Regions from separate parts of the Mus musculus genome. Here all the other regions are linked to region 1. Evidence: chromatin contacts called from ENCODE Hi-C or POLR2A ChIA-PET data. All regions are on one chromosome and are shown on one strand. Each heading gives the region's core, a stretch centred on a gene start or an enhancer-like site at or near the end of the contact. The rest is flanking DNA. Distances are from core to core; before and after follow the strand shown.

Evidence for each region. A loop is a pair of places that touch in the nucleus more often than their neighbours do. ChIA-PET counts read pairs that join two places held with the same protein, here RNA polymerase II (POLR2A).
Region 2: a loop to region 1 is called in a map of heart, with 4 times the contacts of the local background. The contact joins the promoter of Zfp382 here to the promoter of Zfp146 in region 1. A Hi-C loop is called at or near these places in 5 of 37 maps with a recorded cell type or tissue (gastrocnemius, heart and left cerebral cortex). POLR2A ChIA-PET finds 5 or more read pairs at or near these places in 2 of 5 experiments (Patski and embryonic stem cell).
Region 3: POLR2A ChIA-PET joins it to region 1 with 16 read pairs in Patski. The contact joins the promoter of Polr2i here to the promoter of Zfp146 in region 1. POLR2A ChIA-PET finds 5 or more read pairs at or near these places in 2 of 5 experiments (Patski and embryonic stem cell).

What each region holds. Positions count from the first base shown.
Region 1 is chr7:30,167,552-30,171,439 of GRCm38, forward strand. Zfp146 (zinc finger protein 146) reads right to left here and starts at 2,190. Exons shown (of 2, transcript NM_011980.4): 1 at 2,108-2,190. It overlaps Gm5113 (predicted gene 5113), which reads left to right and starts at 2,324. Exons shown (of 3, transcript NR_157376.1): 1 at 2,324-2,663.
Region 2 is chr7:30,119,258-30,123,755 of GRCm38, forward strand. Zfp382 (zinc finger protein 382) reads left to right here and starts at 2,675. Exons shown (of 5, transcript NM_001081007.2): 1 at 2,675-2,819. The coding sequence starts at 2,777.
Region 3 is chr7:30,230,124-30,234,120 of GRCm38, forward strand. It overlaps Polr2i (polymerase (RNA) II (DNA directed) polypeptide I), which reads left to right and starts at 1,951. Exons shown (of 6, transcript NM_027259.1): 1 at 1,951-2,281; 2 at 2,359-2,413; 3 at 2,627-2,700; 4 at 2,784-2,858; 5 at 2,944-2,995; 6 at 3,162-3,264. The coding sequence starts at 2,223. The coding sequence ends at 3,224. It overlaps Tbcb (tubulin folding cofactor B), which reads right to left and starts at 2,074. Exons shown (of 6, transcript NM_025548.4): 1 at 1,457-2,074; 2 at 1,003-1,146. The coding sequence starts at 1,570. Ovol3 (ovo like zinc finger 3) reads right to left here. Exons shown (of 4, transcript NM_001289817.1): 4 at 3,174-3,524. The coding sequence ends at 3,316.

The DNA of each region.
Region 1 (3,888 bases), core at 940-3,439:
GTAGTTGGTGGAAAGAGAATAGCTCATGGGCTCATGTATTTCAATAACTGGTCCCCTGTTGGCAGGACTCTATGGGAAGAATTAGGAGGTAAGGTCTTGTCTGAGGAGGCGTGTCACTAGGGGAGGGTTTTGAGGTTTCAAGACTCTGCTGGTGCCCAAACTTACACAGGCACAAACATAAATAAATGATTTAAGAAGCTGACTTTAGAACATATACTACACTCATATGTGTAAGTTATAAAGTAAATGGGGTTACTTGCCTTTGGCCTATCCATTCTAGTACCCCCTATCCCACAGTAACAATCATTCTGTGTGTGTGTGTGTGTGTATACACACACATCTATCTATCCTGAAGCTTTTTCCCCAATAGAAAGAAATTCAAAGACAGCTACCTTATTCCTGACAAGTCTATATTCTGAACCTTGTCCTACTATGTCTGAGACCTTTCAGTGTCTATATAAAGCTCCCTCCTCATTCTTCTGCACGACCACTGGATAAGCTTATTATCATAGGTCAACCGAACCATCCTTTAATGGATGAGCATGAAATGTTTCTAATACTTTTCTAGGCTAAACTTTGCTGTCACGAGCAAACTTGTGTCTGTATTGTTTCACTCAAACATAGTAGATACATTTGTAGCATCAATTTCCAGAACTGTGGGCTAGGGATATAGCCCAGTCAAGAGTCAATACACATTACCTCCAAAAAATTGCAACAAGCAAACCCTCACATTCTAGCTGCTTTTCTTTGGGGGATTTCTTGTCATTTTGTTTTTGTTCTTCAAGACAGGGTTTCTCTGTGTAGTTAAGGGGTCCTGAAACTCTGAGATCCAACTGCCTCTGCCTCCCAAGTGTTGGGAATTAAAGGTGTGTATGTGTCCAGCTTCAGTGATATTTAAAAAACTACTTTTGTTTCGTTTTTTTGTTTTTTGTTTTTACAATGTATCAACTAGTGGCAGCTATTCATAAATTTGAAAGCTACCCACTTGCAAATCTTAATCAGGTACTGCTTAACTTTTACCATTAGGAGAAAAGCCAAAGCTGCGGATGTCTTTAATGACTGCCACAGCAGGGAGAAGTAGTTTTTCACATGTGCTACACAATTCACAGAACTGTACTCGTGAAGGAGTTATGACATCTACGATATAGCACAGTAATCACTAAGTTTTTTTCAAAAAACTAAAAACATGGACCAGTGAGAGAGCTTGGGGGGGGGGGTGTGCAAAGGCGCTTTGCTTCCAAGGCTGACAACCTGGATTCCGACCCTAAACCCACATGATGGAGGACAGAACCGACTGTGGCAAGCATGCCCACACAAATAAATGTATATATATATATATATATATATATATGCTTTAAATGAGGAACTGTGCCTAACCTAAATCTAAATTAGACCCCTTAATCCTGGGTTTTTAGTGAAATGACGCTCTTCAAACCGAAACTCGAATTTGCCTAACAGCTCTATTAAAGTACCTCAAAAATCAGAAATGAAGTCTATGGCTGGCACCCCCGGGACAAACAATTCCAAACCAAATGTTTCCTTAATTAAGCATGACAGAGTAATCTGTATTCTACCTCCATTCATAAACAACCGCGTTTTAGTACACAGATCGTCTTTTAAAATCTAAACATGTTTACTAAGGCTTTCTGCACATATCACGAAATGCATTTGCGTATAAAACTCACCATCAATAAATACAGTTTTAAAAGTATTTAACCCTTAGCTTCATCCCACCTTTCAAGTAATCAAATAAAACGGATGCTCTTCGGGAAGATGGCCCCGTTATAATTATCAGCACTTTCGACTCGGGAACTACCGCGCAGACGTGATACTTCAACATGGGTCTCCTCATTGCCTCGTGAAGCATAGCCACCCACAATCCTACACCCAGCTCCACACCCACTCAATCATTCCAAATAGTGGGTCAAACTTTGCAGTCAAATTCGGTCTCAAACGCTCAAGCTTTCCTCAGAGGCCCCCACCTCCGCCTTCACCAAGATCCAATGCTCTTCAGCCCACTCCCTGAACCCCGCGCTACACCTCCAAAGATCGGAAACACTGCCCTCCAACCTCCCGAACCCACCGACCCAGGACGCCCAGATCCCACCTCCTACTTTGGCGCCACGTGGACACGACGGCCGTGCTGACCCGCGGACAAAGACCAAAATGTCCACTCGCTGCCCCTGCGTCTGCGCACTCAGGGAGTGAGTGAGCACTCCCAGAAGTCTCCGCGACATCTCAGGGCTTGTTCACTGAAGCCTAGCCAGGCTGTTGTCTATTATCAGCAATACTGCTTTTACGACTTTGGACTACACTTCCCACAAGGCACTGCGGGTTGCTTATCCGTCTCCCACGCACAAACCTGGCCGCCTCTTGTGATTTGGGGTTTCTTAGAGTAGATTGTTGTCACTTGGACCCAAATAAGCTCACGCCTGGTAAGATGTTTGGAGTGGGGACTTCCTCTTTGGTACTTCACGGGCGGCGTCTCAATAATACACTGAGCCCAGACCCCAAGGTGAAAGGACACCATCTTTGTCCGGGGCTGATGTGGCTATGGACTACGTTTCCCAGAGTCCATAGCGAGCTGACATTGTAGCTCAACTTTGATGAAACCTTTACCTTTGGCTGAAGCAGGATGCGCGCGCCTTCTACTGAGACCCAAGGTAAATGGTCTGGGGAGTACTGAACGGGGGTGGGGAACAGGCGTGTCCTGAACGGGGTTGTGCACGCTGAAGCAGGACTGGGCTGCGGGATTCTAATTGTGGTTTTGATTGTGGTGGTGACCGGTTGTCAGTGCTTACAAGTAGTGTGCTGTTGTAATCACCTGTCTCCAAGGTGTATATCTGATTGTTGCTGTGCAAACATATGTGATGTTATGTGTTCCGGGATCTTGTGGTTGTGGAAGTGGTATCCCGTGGTCCTGTAGTGTGTTGTGTGCTCGATAACCTTTATTCCTGGGGTTGTGTGGATATAGTTGTAGCTGTGACTGTGTATCTCTGGGTTAAGTGACCTTGTGTAGTACTGTGTGCAGTGTTCTGTGTCCGTGGCTCTGCGTCGGCAGTGCGTGAGTATCCTTGTGTTCTTGGAGAGAAGGGAGAAAGAAGGAGGAGGACTTTGTGACAGTGTGTAATACTGTGTGTATGCGGGTGTGGACTATCTTTGCTAAAGAGTGACTGGCCCCTGAGTGAATGTTCAGTTATGGCTGGATGATGCAGAGTACTGTGCCTTCTGCGTGCCACCATGTGTGATTGTGACTATGTAAGGAGGACCTTTAGGGATGTTAGGGAAGTGATTGTACCACAGTGGCAAGCAAACTGACTGGGATGCCTAGGTGGGTAAAGTTCTTGTGGCACAAGTCAGTTGTCATACTGTGTTTGTAATTATCCTGTAATCCAAGCTCCTACAGAATTCAGAGACAAGCATTTCCAAAACCTCTCAGATGAACTAGCTGGGAGTGTGTAGCAGTGATCAGACTACAAGGTAGAAGGCTAGAACCAACACCCAAGACTCTACTCTGCCCTCCACAAAAATGGCATTGCACACACATACCTGAATATGTGCACACACACAAAGTTAAAAAAATTATTTCTAGGGCTGGAGAGATGACTCAGTGGTTAAGAGGACTGGCTGGACTTCCAGAGGACCAGGTTTCAGCACCCATGTGGCAGCTCACAGCTGTCTGTAACTCTTGTTCCAGGGGATCCGACTCCCTCATACAAGCATACATGCAGGCAAAACACCAATGTACATACAATAAAAATAAAATAAATTATTAAAAATTTGTTTCTTAGAAAGTGAAGAGTTGGTGTGTGGATGTTTTCATGTGACATATCTTGCAGCAGCCAAATGTAGTGGGTCTGTGACTACTGTTTTGGCCCCAGCAGGTGC
Region 2 (4,498 bases), core at 1,425-3,924, 48 kb before region 1:
TAAGCCATCTCTCCCAGTGCTATCCACAAATGATACCTCCTAAGAAATGTGGTTTTCGGGCTGGTGAGATGGCTCAGTGGGTAAGAGCACTGACTGCTCCTCCAAAGGTCCTGGGTTCAAATTCCAGCAACCACATGGTGGATCTGACACCCTCTTCTGGTGCATCTGAAGTTAGCTACAGTGTACTTATGTATAATAATAAATAAATTTAAAAAAAAAAGAAACTTGGTTTTAGATTAGTATTATTTTGAGGAAGTCATTCAATCTGTGTAACAAAATTTGAAAATCTATTTTTGAGTACTGTTTCACATGTCTTCCTGAGCTCCTTAGTGATCTTGGATAAATTGATATATAATTTCCAAAGTTGTAGATACCAAAATGACTCATTTGAATATCATTGGCAGTTCCTTTTTCTCCCTACATACACTAAAGTATAATAAAACTAGCTGCTTGGTTGAATTCCTGTTACAACAAAGAGAAGTACCATTTAAATAATTTACGGGAACTCCGGGCACATACACCCCCCCTCCCCCCGAAAATGGCAAATGTATTCCAAATCATTAATAATGAATATTCCTGACAGGCACAGTTGCACTTTCCTTCAATCCCAGAACTCCAGAGGCAGAGTTAGGCAGCTCTCCAGTCAGCCAGGACTACCCAGGAAGACTCTATCTACAAAAAATGTTTTTTAAAAAAATGTACCAGATTTGGTGATATATACCTTTACTCCTTCTGCTTGGGAGGCAGAGGCAAGCATGTCTCTGTGAGCTCGAGGCCAGTCTGGTCTACAAGTGAGTACCAGGCCAGCTAGAGCTACAATAGTGAGACTGATCCATCTCAAAACAAAAGAGAAAAGGAGAGGAGAGGAGAGGAGAGGAGAGGAGAGAGAGGGAGGGAGGGAGGGAGGGAGGGAGGGGGAGAGAGAGAGAGAGAGAGAGAGAGAGAGAGAGAGACTTAGACTGCAGGCTGGAAAGCAATCTTGGGTGCCACATTTCTGGAGCTGTTCATCCTGGGGTTTTGAGACAGGGTCTGTCACCGCATCTTGGAGACTCAGCTAGGCTGGCTGGTTAGTGAAACACAGGGATATTCTTGTCTGCCCTTCCAGCACTGGGGTTATAGGCACCATGTCATATACAACTTTCTCTGTGGGTCTAGGATTGAACTCTGGTCCTCATGTTTGGGCATAGCAGTTTGGTGCCAAACAATATTTATAGGGTTAAAAGTTTAAATATTTAGGACAACTTGTGTTATTAAATATTTTTCTCAGTGAAACTACTAAATCGGGGGTGGGGGTGGGGGGACGGGTGACCATAGTAAAACCTGTATATATTTAAAGCACTTTTTGTTTTTGTTTTGTTTTGTTTGTTTTTGGTTTTTTGAGACAGGGTTTCTCTGTGTAGCCTTGGCTGTCCTGGAACTCACTCTGTAGACCAGGCTGGCCTCGAACTCAGAAATCCACCTGCCTCTGCCTCCCAAGTGTTGGGATTAAAGGCATGTGCCACCACTGGCCAGCCTTAGCAATTTTTTTTTTCCTAAAGTATTGGGAAAGAAATCTATTTTGAACAACGTGAGGAAATGGGTTGAAAAATTGACAGAGTCCTGCACTAAGAACAGAGCGAATCAGCTACAAAGTCTAGTACATTTTAAAAATCGCATTTCATCAATACAATAACCTTTTTGATAGTAGGGTTTTCCTTCACAAGAAAATCATACAATTGAGATTAAGTAGCACTTTCAGATGGAACAGTATTTGGTCCAAAATAGAATCAATCGGTGTGGCTTCGTCTATGGAATAACTGATTAATGCATCATATTGGATATAAATCCTTGGAAAATTATTAATGACACATAACTTCTAAAACAATCTTTGGAATCCTATCCTTAGAACTTCAATATCCTATCTTCGCTTGCACTTCAATCTGGGGGGGGGGGGGACGACGACGACGACTCCCATTGTGAGATCTCCATACAAGGCTGTGTGGTTTTTAAACCTGAATCGTCGTTCTAGGTTTCAAATACCAACTTTCTCCTTAATAGCCAAGTCACTCCACGCTGTGTAGTCTGGCAATGTCACCGGTGAGGCGACAGAGGCAGTGACAGAAACCTCAGCACACATTCCAAGAAATCATGGAACTTTTCATTGCCATCCCTTTACCCTCACCTCCCTGTCGGAGGAAGAGAAACCTTATGCGTTCTCTGAATTACCCTTGGGAAAGACATTGCGTACAGACTGAACAAGAATGCAACAGAGGCCACCCCTCGCGCTTTTCGACAGTTACAAGACATAATTCTCAGCCTAGGGTGGTCAAAATGAAATTCTACCAAACTCAGAAGTCAAAGGGGGTGGGGGCTGCGTCGGTCCCAATAGGATCAAAGCACAGTGCTGTCACAAGATCAATTGGTCACAGTATGGGATCGCAAACCGCTCGGTCCGCGTTCAATCACCCAAACCTAATCAGAATCAGTCTCAGAGCTCCCCTGTGGGCACACCCCACACTGACGCAGCCATGCACTCCCGCGCGCGGCCACAGACCGTAGCAGGCAGCTGACTCCCACCCGCCCCAGCCAAGGGGACGCTGGTGCAAGCGCGGGGCGAGGGAGAGGCGCGCGCGGCAACTAACGGGCCGCCCCGGAGGCTCCTGGGAGAGCGAGCCCCCGGCGTGAGTGCGCAGGCGTAGACGGCTGAGCGGAGGCGGGGCGGTTCGAGACGTTGGGAGAGGCTGAGGACCGCAGTGGATGCTCCGGATCTGGAGGGCGACCGAGAGATCGAATCCAGATGGGAAGACCGGGGAGGAAACCGAGAGGCCGAGCCAGGCCTGGTAATTTTGGGGAGGAAGAAGGTTAAGGAAGCGGGACCGGGACACTCAACGGCTGCACAGGGCCTCGGGTGTGGCCCGTGGGCGTGACACCGAGGATGACTGCCGGTGACCCGAAGGGGTAGTTTTCGTGTTAAACTCGAGGACACTCTGTCGCTGGGAACAGGTCCCTGGGCATCACGAGCGTTGCGTGTGAGGATGTGGGGAGCATGTTGTGGTTTGGCTCCCTCAGCTCATCCTGATTATTTGGGGGCGGGAGGGAGAGCCATAAAGTGATCGCGATCTTCTTGGATGTGAAAGCTGGATGGCGGGATTTTGCTTAGGGTTATAGCGGCCTGCGTCTATTTTTAGATTGGGTATGACTCCTGTAGGAGATTGGAGAATTGAAAGTGATTTGTGAACGTGATTGTGAGTGATTTTGCCTGGAATTCTATCATGTTCTGTCCTCGTGAATGACATGTGAAGCAGTAGGTTGATTTTTCTGAAGGATGTTTGAAAGGTTATCACTAAGCACACGTGTGTGTTCTTCTGTAATTTCTCATAATTTTGTGTGTGTATTTTTTTGGGGGGGGATTTTTTTCCCCCGAGACAGGCTGTCCTGGAAATCGCTTTGCAGACCAGGCTGGTCTCAAACTCAGAGATTCACCTGTCTCTGCCCTCTGCCCTCTGCCCCCTGCCCCCTGCCCTCTGCCCTCTCCCCCCGCCCCCCCCCGCCCCCTCGCCCCCCCGCCCCCCGCCCCCCCGCTGTGATTTAAAGGCATGTGCCTCCACCACCTGGCTTGTAGTACCGTTAATATTTAAATGGTTGAGGTATGCTGTGCGATCACGTATGTGTAATTTTTTTTTTAGACAGGTTCATTATCTATACCAAGTTGCCTCTGAACTCTCTCGTAGCACAGGGTGGCCTAAAACTTGGCAGTGATTCCCCCTACTTTAACCTCCCAACTGCTGGGATTCCGTGTGGTGTGTGCACCACCAAGCCTGGAAGTTATGTACTATTTGATTATCAGATTAGTACCAGCAAGCCTGCTTGAGAAAAATTTGAAGTAGTAACTTAGCAAATATAAAGATACTAATGTTGGAATGGAATAGGTAAGATTTTCATAATTCCCCGTGGTGAGGCCAATAACCTGGGATCAGGATGGTAAATAGGAAGTTTTGAGATGAAAGGTGTTGCATGGGAGCCTGCAGGAAGAGTAGCACTTTCCACACATAAATACCACGTTCTGCACATCTGTGGAAGTGGATTTTTCTGTTCCTAAAATTATTTTTAAAAGTACGCTTTTACTTCTAAGACCAGTCTCATTCCTGGTAATTAAAATAACCATGACACCAGAATATTCACTGTTGCAGTCAGCACTGGAGACTGTACTTAACCAAATGGGATCCCGAGTGATTCATTTGTTTTCTGTGTCCATATCTATAGTACTAAAATGTGTTACGCAGCAGCTCCTGAAATAACTATTAATAATATATAATACGTTATATATGCTATGTATACATAGCATGTATATGTAACTATAACATATATTACATATGATATAAGCATATCATATGTAAGTAATACTTATGTAGTATGCATATATAATTATGTTTCCTTTTTAAAGATTTATTTATTTTCATGTGCATGTGTTTTGCCTGTATAAATGTACTGTACCATGTGTGTGCCCGGCAGCCACGGA
Region 3 (3,997 bases), core at 701-3,200, 62 kb after region 1:
ATGAAACAAAAAAAAAGAAAAATTAATTATTGACACTTGTAATTTTTTTCCTGTTCTCACAATCAAACTTAGGCCTTGTATTTGCTAAACGGTCTCTCTTTCATTATTTTGAGTGTCTGTGTGTCGGTCTGAGGACACCGTGGAATTGTTCTCTCTTCCCTTTGCGTGGGTCCAGGGACTAAACTCAAGTTGACAGCCTCCATGACCAGCCTCTGACTTTTTTTTTTTTTTTTTTTTTTGTTGTTGTTGTTGTTGTTTTTCGAGACAGGATTTCTCTGTATAGCCCTGGCTGTCCTGGAACTCACTTTGTAGACCAGGCTGTCCTCGAACTCAGAAATCCGCCTGCCTCTGCCTCCCAAGTGCTGGGATTAAAGGCGTGTGCCACCTTTTTAGTTTTTCATTTTTAACAGAGTCCCACTGCTTCTCTTAGGCTTGCCTCCTAACTCCTCCTGAATGCTGAGATTACAGGTGTGTTGGGCCCACCATAGGCCACGGTGGTGGATGACACCTTCAGTAAAGATTTGGAAAAAGGAATGGACAGAGTTTAGCAGGGAGGGAATGAGTAGGGAAGGTGGGGAGAGGCTGAGGGCAGAATGATGTGAGCTGATACACACAGAGGCCTTCTGTGTTCTTGCTGCTCTCAATCGGGCCAGAACTTGATGGCTCACCTCAGTTCTTTACAGTGTTATACTTTTGTCCTCTCCATGGAACATTCTCTAGATATCAGCTCAAATACCCATTCCTCAAGGAAGCCTCTTCAGATATCCCCAGGTAAAGCCTGGTACCTCTGATGAATTTCCCGTGAGCTCCCTCCCCCTAAGCCAGTTCAGACAACTCTGGTTTGTCACTGTCTACTGAATGTCTGCTTCTGACCAGGCTGAACTGGGGCTTCCATGTGGCTAGAGCCTATACTGGTTATCACACTGGGCAAAACATGGTATTTGTTGAAGAAATAAATTAGTGAATGAATGTGGGGCGGGTCCCGGGAAAGGGTGTCCTCACATGGATGCGACAGCCGTCATCCACAGGATAGGAGCCCAGCAGTGCATCCTCCTGATCCAACTTGCTGTAGAACTTGTCGTCTGCTCCATATAGCTCCAGTTCCATGCAGGAAGCAGGGCTGCCCACCACCAGCTCCAGTTTACACTGCAGTAAAGAGGCAAGATGAGGAGAAAGGCTGTCAGAGGCCTCATCTTCAGACTTTGATCAACAAACAAGTTCCAAAAAGACCCACCTTGGACCAGTTCCTTCTGGACCCGCCCCCTCGGCTCTCTGGAGTGTCTGATTTTTCCCGGGTCCTGCCCCTACTCGGTGGACTCTGTTCTCCGGGGCTCCCAGGCCTGGGAGGCTGGCTGTCAGTCTCTGCAACCTTCCCTCCAGGTTCGCCCACTAGTTTTCAGCCCCCTACTCCCTTTTCTTTGCCCCGCCCCTCCGGACCCCGCCCCCACGGCCACACCTTGAACTCTGCGATGGTGAGGCTACGACTGTATCGCTTCTCCGAACGGAAGCTGTTGAGGGAGCTGCTGATGAAAACCATCACGGTGGGCGCCGATATCCCCGTCACCTCCATCTCGCTGCGCCCCGGAGTGGCCCGCGGTGCGGTTCAGCCGTCTCACACCGGCTCCGCAGTGGCCGCCGCTGCTTCTGGGATATAGGTCCCGCCCCTTGTTCTGGAGCTGACCAATGCAAGTTCTCCACCTAACATGGCCAGCCAATCGCTGCTGTTCTTTCTCCACGGACAGGCGGATTCTCGGGTACGTCCAACCAATCCCGAGAGGCCTTCCGTGCACGGGAAGCAGGAGAGGAGGGCGGGAGGAGGCCGAAGCCGGGAAGAATGGCTGGAGTTGTCCCGGTCCGCCGAGTGTAAGTTCGGCGCATGTGCACTGGCCTTGGGCCAAGAAGAGAGCAGCGGATTCTCTCGTTCACGCTCAGCGCCTTGCGGATGACATCGCGCATCATAGTCCCAGCCCTTGTCCTAGATCCATTCCACTCGGAGTTGGGAAGCAGGTTCCGAAATCGGGAGTGAGTAGCAGAGGGTATCAAAGGATCGACGCAAGCCGTCAGCCAGACATCCATAAAAAAAAAAATAAAAAAAATAAAAAAATAAGGAACCCGCGCATGCGCGCAGCATCGCCCTAGTTTGGTGCAGCTTCGGTGTGCGACCCTTCCCGCGTTCCGTAGCGCGCCCGCGCAAGCGCAGAAGGCTCAGCAGCCCAGTCGCTATGGAACCCGACGGGACGTACGAGCCTGGCTTCGTGGGTATTCGGTTCTGCCAGGAATGGTGAGGCCCGGGCAGTAGGTGTGGGAAGGCAGTGAGGACTGGCTCCAGGGCTGACCTCTGACCTCCCCTCCCCACAGTAATAACATGCTGTACCCCAAGGAGGACAAGGAAAATCGCATTCTGCTGTACGCGGTGAGTACCGGCAACCCTCTCGCCCGCGGGTTCACGCCTTCCCTGCGCGCTCCCTGCTGGCTCCCCCACGCTTTCGCCTCTTGACTACCCCTCAGCACACCCTCTCTCCCATGTTGTCCATGCCCTCCTTGGGAACACCCTGCCTTCCTGTCCAGTCTTGTTGGAGATCTGATCTGTTTGTGACACTCCTCCCACATGCTCTCCCGTCTGCAGTGCCGGAATTGCGATTACCAGCAGGAAGCCGACAACAGCTGCATCTACGTCAACAAAATCACGCACGAAGTGGAGTGAGTGGCGGGACCTCGCTTGGGGCACGGGTCACCTCTTAGGACACCCGGCCTGACCGCTAATTACTTCCCTATGCCTGCAGCGAGCTGACCCAGATCATCGCAGACGTGTCCCAGGACCCCACGTTGCCCCGGACGGAGGACCACCCGTGCCAGAAGTGAGTACGCAGCTGGCATAGGGAAAGAGGAGTGGCTGTGCACAGAGAGGTCTTTCGCGGTTTAGTAACTGAACCATTCCCTCAGGTGTGGCCACAAGGAGGCAGTGTTCTTTCAGTCACACAGTGCCCGAGCTGAGGTGAGTGGCGGCTGGGTGCTTGGGGGGGTAGGGGTGGGGGGGACACGCCAGTTTTGGGTTGATCCTGTTTACTCAAATCAAGATTGGGAAAGTTTCTTTGATCGTTTCTTTTGGTCCTCACACTATCCTCTGGGTCCAGACCCTGACTGAACGTTCTTATTGCTAGGACGCCATGCGCCTGTACTATGTTTGCACTGCCCCACACTGCGGCCACCGCTGGACTGAGTGATCGTTCCTTCTTCCACCTGTAATAAATGCCAGTTTCTACACTAGTGTTTCCCGTGTTTATTTCTCTCGTGGGTAGGGAGCAGCCAGTCTTATCAGGTCGTGCGGTGTAGGGTGCGGTGCTGCGCATAAGCATCCGGCCGAGAGCTGGTGAAGCCACAGTCTTCACACACGTGCAGCTTCTCCCTGCGCTCCCGGTAAGCGTAGCTGGCTGGCTGCCCGTGCACCTTGGCAAGGTGAGCTTCCAGGGAACAGCGCTGGGTGAAAGCTTTCCCACAGGCTCCGCAGCGGAATGGCCGTATTCCTGTTAAGATGAGCAGAGAGGGCGATGGCGGCCTTGGAGCGTAGGCTTCTGGCCTTGCCACTCCCTATCTTTATTCCTAGCTAGGCAGACACTTATGTTTGTGGTCCACTAGCCATCTGCTACTTCTGCTTAAGGCAACAGGAGCCAGGCCATGTGTCTCCTCCATCCCTCAACAGGAAGCGTCTTGTGAGAGAGGGAGGGACTCTTAGCTACTTGCCTGCTCTCAATCTGGAACCTGGAAATATATCATATGGATTTATTGTGAGACAAGGTCTCACAGTGTAGCCCTGGCTGGCCTGGAACTCAGAGATCTGCCTTCCTCTGCCCAGAAGTGCTGGGATTAAAGGCAAGTACCAAAAGCCTGGCTTATTTGGGGTGTCTGTGTACGTGTGTGTTTGCTCACAAACGTATGCATGCACAAATGCTATGGTCCAAGTTTCGGGGTCAGAAAATAATTTGCAGGAATCTTATAC